2 separate regions of the Homo sapiens genome follow, and region 2 is linked to region 1. Evidence: chromatin contacts called from ENCODE Hi-C or POLR2A ChIA-PET data. All regions are on one chromosome and are shown on one strand. The core of a region is the stretch at or near the end of the contact, and the rest is flanking DNA. Distances in the headings are between cores, read along the strand shown. Region 1 has its middle 32 kb from the start of ERRFI1. Region 2 holds the start of SLC2A5 (solute carrier family 2 member 5).

The links. A loop is a pair of places that touch in the nucleus more often than their neighbours do. ChIA-PET counts read pairs that join two places held with the same protein, here RNA polymerase II (POLR2A). Pooled maps may share reads with other maps.
Region 2: a loop to region 1 is called in a pooled map, with 6 times the contacts of the local background. The contact joins the promoter of SLC2A5 here to the enhancer-like site in region 1. A Hi-C loop is called at or near these places in 1 of 37 single-sample maps with no recorded cell type and 3 of 50 pooled maps. POLR2A ChIA-PET finds 5 or more read pairs at or near these places in 1 of 52 experiments (CD8-positive, alpha-beta memory T cell).

Annotation. Positions count from the first base shown.
Region 1 is chr1:7,991,918-7,997,576 of GRCh38, forward strand. No RefSeq gene overlaps it. Among named protein-coding and RNA genes, the nearest start is that of ERRFI1, 32 kb to the right of the region's middle. RefSeq lists an enhancer at 1-451. Within about 2 kb of position 2,319, at least 3 of the 41 ENCODE cell types and tissues checked have a DNase peak (open chromatin) inside an H3K27ac peak, as active enhancers do.
Region 2 is chr1:9,067,529-9,073,187 of GRCh38, forward strand. It overlaps SLC2A5 (solute carrier family 2 member 5), which reads right to left and starts at 2,107. Exons shown (of 12, transcript NM_003039.3): 1 at 1,976-2,107. The coding sequence starts at 2,008.

The DNA.
Region 1 (5,659 bases), core at 1,069-3,568:
CAGCCCTCCGTATCTGTTGTGCGGCGGTCTTAGGCCCTGCCTGCCTGGCGCCTGGGGCCCTACTGTGCTATGTGGTCAGTCTTACAAAATGCAGAATTCTCTCTATTTGCATTGCTGAGTGACTAGCTGAGGCAGGTAGGGTGACTGGGAGGAAGCTTTGTTACAGATAACTTGACAGCCGGGGGCAAGTTAAAGGATGATGGTAATAAAAGGATGGTCAGGCCTCAAATTTGGGCTTCAGCAGTAAATCAGTGCAAGAATAAAACTTACAAAGGTCACAGGCAAGAGTGAGATCATCCTCTTTTCTAATACTTGCTTATGCTTCTACATCCCTTATTGAGGAATGCCAGCCACTCAGCACACTTATGAAAGAGTAAATTATCTCCGGATGGTGGATAATACCATGTCATTAGTCCATGAGGCATCTAGCTCAGCGCCACCTGGGTCTTAAAGCACTTAAAAATGTAATTATACAACAAATACACCAATACCTGTTCATTGGGAAAGACTCAAATGATACATGAATACATAAAGCAAGACTTGAAAGTTCTCTGTCCCGCCCTCCCTCCCCTACCTCCTCTTCCTTTCCCCAAAGTCCCACTTTGAGGTCTCGCTTACAGTCTGTTTTCTAGGAATTTACAAATATGTAACTCTACACACACATCCACACACATTATGTTTTATACATACACAGAGATTGTACATTATTGTGTCAATTTTTTAAAAATAAAGTAAGGCCGAGCACAGTGGCTCATGCCTGTAATCCCAGCACCTTGGGAAGCCGAGGTGGGTGGATCACCTGAGGTCAGGAGTTCGAGACCAGCCTGGCCAACATGGTGAAACCGCATCTCTACTAAAAAAAAAAAAATACAAAAATTAGCTGGGCCTGGCGTCCGGCGCCTATAAGCCCAGCTACTCAGGAGGCTAAGACAGGAGAATCGCTTGAACCCGGGAGGCGGAGGTTGCAGTGAGCCGAGATCACGCAATTGCACTCCAGCCTGGGCAACAAGAGCAAAACTCCATCTCAAAATAAATAAATAAATAAAAACAAAATAAAATACATAGGATCCTATTGAGTATATTGTTTTGCAAATTGAATTTTTTGAAACAGTATGTCTTAGAAATCTGCTCATGTTCAAGTCCACTTTGTTTATGTAATGGTTGAACAGAATGTTATAGTATAACCACACTGTAATTTAACCTTTTTTTTTTTTTTTTTGAGACTGAGTCTTGTTCTGTCACCTAGGCTGGAGAATAATGGTGCGATTAAGACTCACTGCAGCCTCCACCTCCTGGGCTCAAGCCATTCTTTCACCTCAGCTGCCCGCCCCTTCACCCCCAGTAGCTGGAACTACAGGTACCTGGCACTGCAGGCACATGCCACCACACCCAGCTAATTTTTTTGTATTTTTTTGTAGAGATGGGGTCTCACTATGTTGTCCAGGCTGGTCTCAAACTCCTGGGCATTCCTCTATTAATGGATTTCCCCCATTAAATTTTTTTATTGCAGTAAAATACATACAACATGAAATGTACCATCCTAACCATTTTAAGTATACGGTTCGGTGGTATTAGATACATTCATCCCGTTGTGCAAGCATCAGCACCATCCATCTCCCGAACTCTTTTTCATCTTGTAAAACTGAGACTCTGTATCCAGTAAACACTAACTTTCCTTCCCCCTACCCCTAGCCCCTGGCAACCACCATTCCACCTTCTCTCTCTGTGAATGAGAGTACCCTCAGTACCTCCTCTCCGTGGAATCACATAGTATTTGTCTTTCTGTGACTGGCTTATTTTACTTAGCAAATCATCCTCAACGTCCATGTTGTGGCATGTGTTAGAATTTCCTTCCTTTTTTTTTTGAGACCGAGTCTCGCTCTGTTGCCCAGGCTAGAGTGCGGTGGTGTGATCTTGGCTCACCGCAACCTCCGCCTCCCAGGTTCAAGCGATTCTCCTGCCTCAGCTCCCAAGTAGCTGGGATCACAGGCGCGCGCAACCACACCAGGCTGATTTTTGTATTTTTTGTACAGACGGGGTTTCGCTGTGTTCTTCAGGCTGGCCTCAAACTCCTGACATCAAATGATCCGCCCGCCTTGGCCTCTGAAAGTGCTGGGATTACAGGCGTGAGCCACTGCCCCTAGCCCATAATTTCCTTCCTTTTTAAGGCTGAATAAAATTTAAGTGTATGTATGTTCCACATTTTGCTTATCCTTTCATCCCTTTATAGATTCTTGGGTTACTTCCACCTCTTAGCTATTGTGAATAATGCTGCTGTTAACATGGTGTCCACAGCTCTTCCGGACCCTGCTTTCGATTCTTTGGGGTATACACGCAGAAGTGGAATTGCTGAATCATATGGTCATTCTCATTGTGGTTTTGGTTTGCATTTTCCTAATGACTAATGATGTGGAGCATCTTTTCATCTGCTTATTGGCCATTTGTACATCTTAGATATGTCTATTCAAGTGCTTTGCCCATTAAATTTTTTTTTCCAGGGGCCATGCTAATAATCTGTGTTGTTCCATTTTTAGTATATGTGCTACTGAAGTGTGCACTTTGCCCAGTTTTGAATCGGGTTTTTGTTGTTGCTGCTGATATGATTTGTTTTTTTTTTTTTTTGAAACAGAGTCTCACTCTGTCTCCCAGACTGGAGTGCAATGGCGCGATCTCAGCTCACTGTAACCTCCACCTCCCGAGTTCAAGCGATTATCCCACCTCAGCCTCCCATGTAACTGGGATTACAGGCATGTGCCACCATGCCTGGCTAATTCTTTTGTATTTTTAATAGAGATGGGGTTTCATCATGTTGACCAGGCTGGTCTTGAATTCCTGGCCTCAAGTGATCCACTTGCCTCAGCCACCCAAAGTGCTGGGATTACAGGCGTGAGCCACTATGGTTGACCCACGCATAAGCCAACTTTAATGTTTTTCAATAAAGTTTTGTAATTTCCCCATTAAGCGTTTACACATCTTTTGGATTTATTGTTGGTATTATTAGGTCTGTCTTTTTTTCTTTCTTCTTTCTCTCTTCTCTTTCTTTCTCTTTTCTTTCTTTTTCTTTCTTTCTCTCTCCCTTTCTTTCTTTTTCTCTCTTTCCTTTTCTTTCTCTCTCTCCCTTTCCTTTCCTTTTCTTTTTCTCTTTTTTTCCTTTTCCTTCTTTCTCTTTCTTTCTTTCTCTTTCTCTCTCTCTCTTTCTTTCTCTTTCTCTCTCTCTCTTTCTTCCTTTCTCTTTCTCTCTCTCTCCTTCCTTCCCTCCCTCCCTCCCTCCTTCCTTCTTTCCTTCTTTCTCCTTTTTCTTTCTTTCCTCCCTCCCTCCCTCCCTTCCCTCCTTCCTTCCTTTCTTTTTCATTGTTAATTCCTTTTTTAAATTGTTTTCTGATTGTTGCTGGTATATAGAAATACAGATACTTTTATTTACTTATTTACTTTTTTAAGAGACAGGGTCTTCCTCTGTCACGCAGGCTGGAGTACACTGGTGTGATCAAATTTATGACCTGCTTTTAGGCAAAAAGGGGGAGGGCAGAGAACTCTTTCTGGATCTGTTGATTCTCAATTGCCTTCAGCTCAAAATAATCTTTATGTCAAAGTCGCATATTCTGTGGTGGCCTGTCCGGATCCCCTTCAAGTCTCTCTGACCTTTCTTCTGCCCTCCAGCCTGGGTGACAGAGCTAGAGTCTGTCTCAAATAATAATAATAATACAATAAATAAATAAATAAATAAATAAATAAATAAAGTACGCTTTCCATTCTTGGTTTGCTAAGAGTTTTTGTCATGAGTAGATGTTGAAATTTATTGAATGGTTTTCCATCATCAGTGACATCTTCTGGCTTTTCTCCTTTAATCTATTACCATGGTGAATTATATCAGTAGATTTTCTTTTTCTTTTTTTTTGAGACAGAATCTCGCTCTGTCGCCCAGGCTGGAGTGCAGTGGCGCGATCTCAGCTCACTGCAAGCTCTGCCTCCCGGGTTCATGCCATTCTCCTGCCTCAGCCTCCCCAGCAGCTGGGACTACAGGTGCACGCCACCACGCCTGGCTAATTTTTTTGTATTTTTAGTAGAGACGGGGTTTCACCGTGTTAGCCAGGATGGTCTCCATCTCCTGACCTTGTGATCTGCCCGCCTCGGCCTCCCAAAGTGCTGGGATTACAGGTGTGAGCCACCGCGCCCAGCCTTATGTCAGTAGATTTTCTAATGAACTAGTCTTGCATGCCTGAAGTAAACCCAATGTGGTCATTATGTTTTTATACATTACCAGGTTCTATTTGATAAGTATGTAATTTAAGGGTTTTTACATCTCATGGGTAAAGTTGAACTGAAACTTTCCTTTCTTGTACTGTCTTTGTACAGTTTTGGAATCACAGTTACGCTGAAGTCCTATCTTTTTTTTTTTTTTTCAGATGGAGTCTCACTCTGTTCCCCAGGCTTGAGTGCAGTGGTGCAATCTCGGCTCACTGCAAGCTCCGCCTCCCAGGTTCGTGCCATTCTCCTGCCTCAGCCTACCGGAGTAGCTGGGACTACAGGTGCCCGCCACCACGCCCGGCTAATTTTCTGTATTTTTAGTAGAGACAGTGTTTCACTGTGTTTGCCAGGATGGTCTCAATCTCCTGACCTTGTGATCCGCCTGCCTTGGCCTCCCAAAGTGCTGGGATTACAGGCATGAGCCACCGTCCCTGGCCTAAAGTCGTGTCTTGAGTTGGGGAGCATGTTAGGCCATTCTTGCATTGCTATAAAGAAATACCTGAGATTGGGTAATTTATAAAGAAAGAGGTTGATTTGGCTTACGGTTCTGCAGGCTGTACTGGAAGCATGGCCCTGGCATGTGCTCGGCTTCTGGGGAGGCCTCAGGGAGCTTTTGCTCATGGTGGAAGATGAAGTGATAACAGGAGTCTCACATGGTGGGAGCAGGAGCAAGAGATGGGGGTCGGGGAGTAGATGCCACACACACTTGACAACAACCACATCTCGGGAGAACTCACTACCAAGAAAACTGCACCAAGCCATGGAGGATCCGTCCCCATGACCCAAACGTCTCCCACCAGGCCCCACCTCCAACACTGGGGATAATTCAATATGAGACTTGGGTGGGGACAAATATCCTAACTATATCGGGAGTATCCCTCTTCTGCTTTTCTATATAAATATTTCTGAAGGGTAAGAAATACCTATTCTTTGAATGTTTCATGGAAATTTCCCCTAAATCCACCTGGGTGTCAAGTTTTTAAAAACGGAGCTGAAATTCATCTAACAGAATGAACCATGTTGAAGCAGACTGTTCAGGGGCACTTAGTACATTCATAATGTGCAGTCCTCACTGCTGTCCAGCTCCGTAATACTTTCATCCCTCAGAGTAGATCCGGTGCTCATTAGAAGTCATCCTCACTCCCCAGTCCTCTCTCCCACAGCCTCTGACAAACCCTATTTGACCTTCTACCTCTATGGATTTACCTATAATGGATGTTTCATGTAAATGGAATCATATAACATAATGGAGTAATATTGTATGGATGTACCACATTTTGTTTATCCATTTATCCACTGATAGACATTTGGCTTTGTCTTCTGGCTATTGTGAATACCACTGCTATGAGCATTCATGTACAACCATTTATTTCACTACCTGTTCGCAATTCTTTTTTCTTTTTTTTTCTTTCTT
Region 2 (5,659 bases), core at 857-3,356, 1.1 Mb after region 1:
CCTCCCTGGACCCCAAACACCTAAGTCCTCATCACCTCCGTTTCTTTTCTATAAAATGGAGGTGATGACACTTGATTTGTCTAACACTTTCTTAGTTGTAAGACAAACAAGATGACCCAAGCGAAGGGGCTGAGTAGACTCCAAAGCAGTGCCTCTCAGTTGAGGGCTGGGAGTGGATTCTGCCCTCTCGGGGACATCGGTTGTCACTCCTGGGGGAGGGAGCTACTGCGTCTAGAAGGTAGAGCCAGGGACGCGGCTAAACATCTTATAACACACAAGACAGCCCCTACAACGAAGCGTTAGCCAGTGCCAAATGGAAATCACGCGGAGGTGGAGAAACCAGCCTAAAGAATGATTGAAAAGTAGTAACATTTACGATGGCCGGGCGCGGTGGCTCACACCTGTAACCCCAGCACTTTGGGAGGCCGAGGCGGGCGGATCACCTGAGGTCAGGAGTTCTAGACCAGCCTGGCCAACATGGTGAAACCCCATCTCTACTAAAAATACAAAAATTAGCCGGGTGTGGTGGTGCATGCCTGTAATCCCAGCTACTTGGGAGGCTGAGGTGGGAGGATCGCTTGAGCCCAGAAGGTGGAGGTTGCAGTGAACCTTGATCGCACCACTGTACTTCAGCCTGGGTGACAGAGCAAGACTCTGTGTCAAAAAAAAAAAAAAAAAAAAGCGAGAGAGAGAGAAAGAAAAGTAGTAACATTTACGGGGAACTCACTCTGTGCCAGGTACTTTACATGCATTATCTCATTTAATTGCTCCAGCACCCTATGAGGCGGTATGGTTATTACTCCCATTTTACAAATGAGAAAACTGAGGCACTGAAGAGTTAAAGAACTTACCCAAGTCCCACAGCTAGAATAGGATGGAGCAGGAATGAATCCTGGGGGCTTCTACTTCCCAGGCCCACTCTTTTTTTTTTTTTTTTTTTGAGATGAAGTTTCGCTCTTGTTGACCAGGCTGGAGTGCAATGGCGTGATCTCAGCTCATTGCAGCCTCTGTTTCCCAGGTTCAAGTGATTCTCCTGCCTCAGCCTCCTGAGTAGCTGGGATTACAGGCACCTGCCACCACGCCTGGCTAATTTTTGTATTTTTAGTAGAGATGGGGTTTCACCATGTTGGCCAGGCTGGTCTCGAACTGCTGACCTCAGGTGATCCACCCACCTCAGCCTCCCAAGACCCACTCTTAATCTATGTGCTACAGAGCATGTTTCCAGTCTGCCTATGGTGAGGGTCTCACATCCATGCCTGAACAAATGCTGTTTTGCAAAAATGTGCACTATCCTTCCTCCACTCCAAATATAAGCAGATGCTATTGTGATGAATAAATGCAAATTCTTATAAAGTGTTAATAAGTCAGTGTTACTTTTCTGACATTATGCATTTTCCTCAATCAAGGGAATCTAGAAAGTAAACTGCAATTACGTTGCAGGAGTCCATGAAAATCTTTCCTCTCTAAAACAAGGGAGCCTCAGGATCTAAAAGGCAGGAAACCTACGTGACAGATCTGAACTAAATTCAAATCAAGCAACGCCTTTTCTGAGTTTATCTTGCTTTCATGCAGCTCAGCTATGTTACTTGCTGAAAAAATTAACTGCCCTGAAGCCAAAAGCAAAACGAAAGCAGAGCGAAACATCTCACCAACCATAGAAGGATTTTGCAGCTAACATGTTTGGTTCAAGTTGGGACAAATGAATCCTTTGGGTCTCTTCCATTCAGTTACAGATCCTGCTGTTAAAGGCTGTTCCAGTAGAATGATTTCCACAGAGCACTTGTCTCTAAACCTCTCTCCTCCCTATAAAAGACCACCTGCTGGACAAGACTTTCCCCCTCTCCCCACCATAATCCCTCCCAACACAGAGTTCCCTCTGCAACACCAGGAGCCCCCCAGCGACTCTCCAGGAAGGCTGCACAGGCCCTGGCAGCCAAGCCTGCTCTTGGCCCCTTTCCCTGAGCAACACACTCACCCCTTCCTTCATGCTCTGATCCTGTTGCTCCATGCTTGCTCTGGAAGGGCAGAGTGCCGCTCACCTCCTTTTAGCCAAAGTAACGCGTGCACTGAATGGAGAGAGAAGACATTCTGGGTGCACTTTGGCCATGCCAAATAACAGCCAATAGCATTTTTATAGCCAGATTAAGTCAGAATAACCCTTTCAGGAACCTGGTCTTCCTTTCACTTCTGCTTTTAAATGAAACGTCTGGGGTTTGGCTAAGTAAGTGGGTGCCCCCTGGGGACTGCAGGCCCAGCATTGTCCTGATGGAACAGTCTACGGTATTTCCCCATTGCTAAAGTCTCTACCAGTCAGGCTCATGGTGAATGACTGGAAGGGTTATTTCTGTCAGGAACGCATGGCAAACAACAGCTGTCCTCCACCCTACATGACACCAGGTAATCTGAGGGCAACAGATTGGGCCACTAGAGACCTCAAAGATGCTCTCCCTGCCAGGAAAACTACAGTCAAGTGTCTCTTGGTGGAGAGTCAGTTTTGCCCAAGTCACCGTGTAATACTGTTTGGGGAAAGTTTCTCATTTTCTGTTTTTTTTTTTTTTTTTTTTTTTTTTTGAGACGGAGTTTCGCTCTTGTCCCAGGCTGGAGTGCAGTGGCATGATCTCAGCTCACTACAACCTCCGCCTCCCGAGTTCAAGCGATTCTCCTGCTTCCACCTCCTGAGTAGCTGGGATTACAGGCGTGCACTACCACGCTCGGCTAATTTTTATATTTTTAGTAGACACGGGGTTTTGCCATGTTGGCCAGGCTGGTCTCGAACTCCTGACCTCAAGTGATCCACCCTCCTTGGCCTCCCAAAGTGCTGGGATTACAGGCGTGAGCCATCGTGTCCGGCCTCTTATTTTCCATTTTAAGGAGCTCAGAATGACCTAGGGATGTTACTTTCTGTGTATTCATCACTACTGGGAAGGTGGTAAATACCTCGAACCCCTTTCCAGGCAGGGCAGGGAAAATGAGTCACACCTGCTGGTCCGGGTCCGGCCATCTCAAGGCCAGGCCACTGTCAGCCCCCCATGTTTGGCACTCATTCAGCTGCCACAGGGCACACCAGCGCAAGTGGCCAAAATCCAAAGTCTCACAAGTCCCACAGGTTTTCATCTTTACAGAACATACTCCCAGTTCTATTTGCTGTGGCGTAAATCCAGTTACTTTAGTGATTGATTCTGAATCTCATGCATCTTTAAACAAGCAGAGACTGGGAGCCTGTGTTAGGCACTGTTCCTTGCATTAGCAGCAAATCCCCAGGGTTGCTCAGGGTGGGAGACTGTGAGAAGCCTAGCAGCGTGGCCGTCTGTGTGTGTGTGTGTGTTGGGGGGTCGGGGGGGTCCCTATTCACAAGGGAGAACTCAGCATTCCCTTTCACCAGCTACTGCCTGTCTTTTTCTTCTGCGTATCACTGTCCTAGCACACTGACTTGTGACTAACGCATAGCAAGACCAGAGGTTTCCAATTATTTCAAAGATCTAGAAAAAGTTTCCAAAGAAAATGCACTTTAATTGCAGGGGTAGGGTGGGGAGAGGAAATCAACGATGGGGGAGTGAGGAGACGGGTACAGGTGTGCAATCCAACACAAAGAAGAATCCGGCCGGGCGCGGTGGCTCACGCCTGTAATCCCAGCACCTGGGGAAGCCAAGGTGGGTGGATCACCTGAGGTCAGGAGTTCGAGACCAGTCTGACCAACATGGTGAAACCCTGTCTTTACCGAAAATACAAAAATTAGCCAGGCATGGTGGCAGACGCCTGTAATCCCAGCTACTTGGGAGGCTGAGGCAGGAGAATAGCTGGAACCCGGGAGGCGGAGGTTGCAGCGCACCTAGATCACACCACTGCACTCCAGCCTGGGCGACAGAGCGAGACTCATCTCCGTCCCCCATCCTCCCCCCAAAAATAATCGTCCAAAGTTTGTAGTCATCAGTCATGTCAAGTGCATGACACCTGCTTCTATCTAGGCCCAGATCTTCCACTTCTCCCTGCCTTTGGGCGAGGGGGTAACTAAAACCGGGGGTCGCTGGGGGGGACGCGGACACTCCCAGTCCCCGCCTTGACGGCCCAGCCCGGGGAAGCGGGGACAGTGAGCCAGGCCCTCAGGCCCAGAGGGGATCATCCCGGGAGCTGCGGGCCGCAGTACCCGGTTCCTGCCAGTGACAGGGCGTCGCAAGCACAGCCATGGCGTCACCAACGCTCGACCCGTGCTTCCGCCCTGGAGGGAGCCGAGCGCGGGGACGGGGGCGTGGCGGGAGGCCGTCATGACGCCAGGCTGCGGGCCGCTCAGCCAGTCCCTCTGCCTGGCGGGCCTGCGGGCTCCGGGTGGGTCCTGTCCCTGCCCAGGACCCCTCTGCCTCAGCCCGGATCCCCCTCGGCCTCTGCCTCAGCCCGGGTCCCCCTCGGCCTCTGCCTCAGCCCGGGTCCCCCTCAGCCTCGGTCCCCCTCTGCCTCAGCCCAGATCCCCCCCAGCCTCAGCCCGGGTTCCCCTCCGCCTTTGCCCGAGTCCCCCTCAGCCTCACCCGGGTCCCCTTCAGCTTCTGCCAGAGTCCCCCTCAGCCTCGCCCGGGTCCTGCTTCTGGCCAGGGACCCCCCAACCTTCGTGGCGGGCGGACCAGCCTCCAGGCCCCTGCCTCAGGCCGCCATGAGGCCGAGGCCTGCAGGCTCCGCGAGCAGGGCGGGGTGGGAGACTGTGAGAAGCCTAGTGGCTCAAAGATGGAGGAGGGGGATGGCAGCGGTGAGGTGGGACTGGGGGGAGGGGAGTGGTCCTGGCAAACCTGAGGCAAGAGGATCGCTTGAGCCCAGGAATTCGATCATGCCACTGCACTCCAGCCTAGGTGACAGAGCAAGACCCTGTCCCTAGAAATAAAAAAAATTAAAAATTAAAGTTCCATCTGGATGTCCAGAGGTGAACTGATGAGGGGACAAGAGACCGCTGGATTTGGAAGTGGGGAGAAGGAGCAGTGGAAGGTCTTTGCCGTAGCCCAGGTGAAAGAACAATGTGACTTGGACCAGCATGGGGATGGAGAAGACAGAAGTAGATACACTTGAGGGATATTTAGGATGGAAAATTGACAATCACTTGGTGATAGGATGGGGGAGAGGAAATAGGAGCGTTTCTGTTACTGTTATAATAAAACACAACTAGGCCAGGCGTGGTAGCCTGTAAACCCAGCACTTTGGGAGGCTGGGGCAAGTGGATCACTTGAGGTCAGAAGTTCGAGACCAGCCTGGCCAACATGGTGAAACCCCGTTTCTACTAAAAATGCCAAAAAAAAAAAAAAAATTAGCCGGTCGTGGTGGTGTGCGCCTGTAATTCCAACTACTTGGGAGGCTGAAGTAGGAGAATCGCTTGAACCCAAGAGGCGGAAGTTGCAGTGAGCTGAGATCGCACTACTACACTTCAGCCTGGGTGACAGAGCGAGACTCTTGTCTCCAAAAAAAAAAAGTAAAACAGAAATAAAAGTTACTTTTCTGAATCAGAATGAAAAGCAAATGTTTTATATAAGAAAAATTTAACCAGGGCAAAATATTGGGTTAACACCATACCACAAAGCAAGCTGGCACATCTCCGGGCTGTTCTGTGACCAGACAATGATACCAGGACTTCAGTCACTACTGGCCTCACCTCTGCTAGGAATGTTCTAGAATTTTAAAGTTT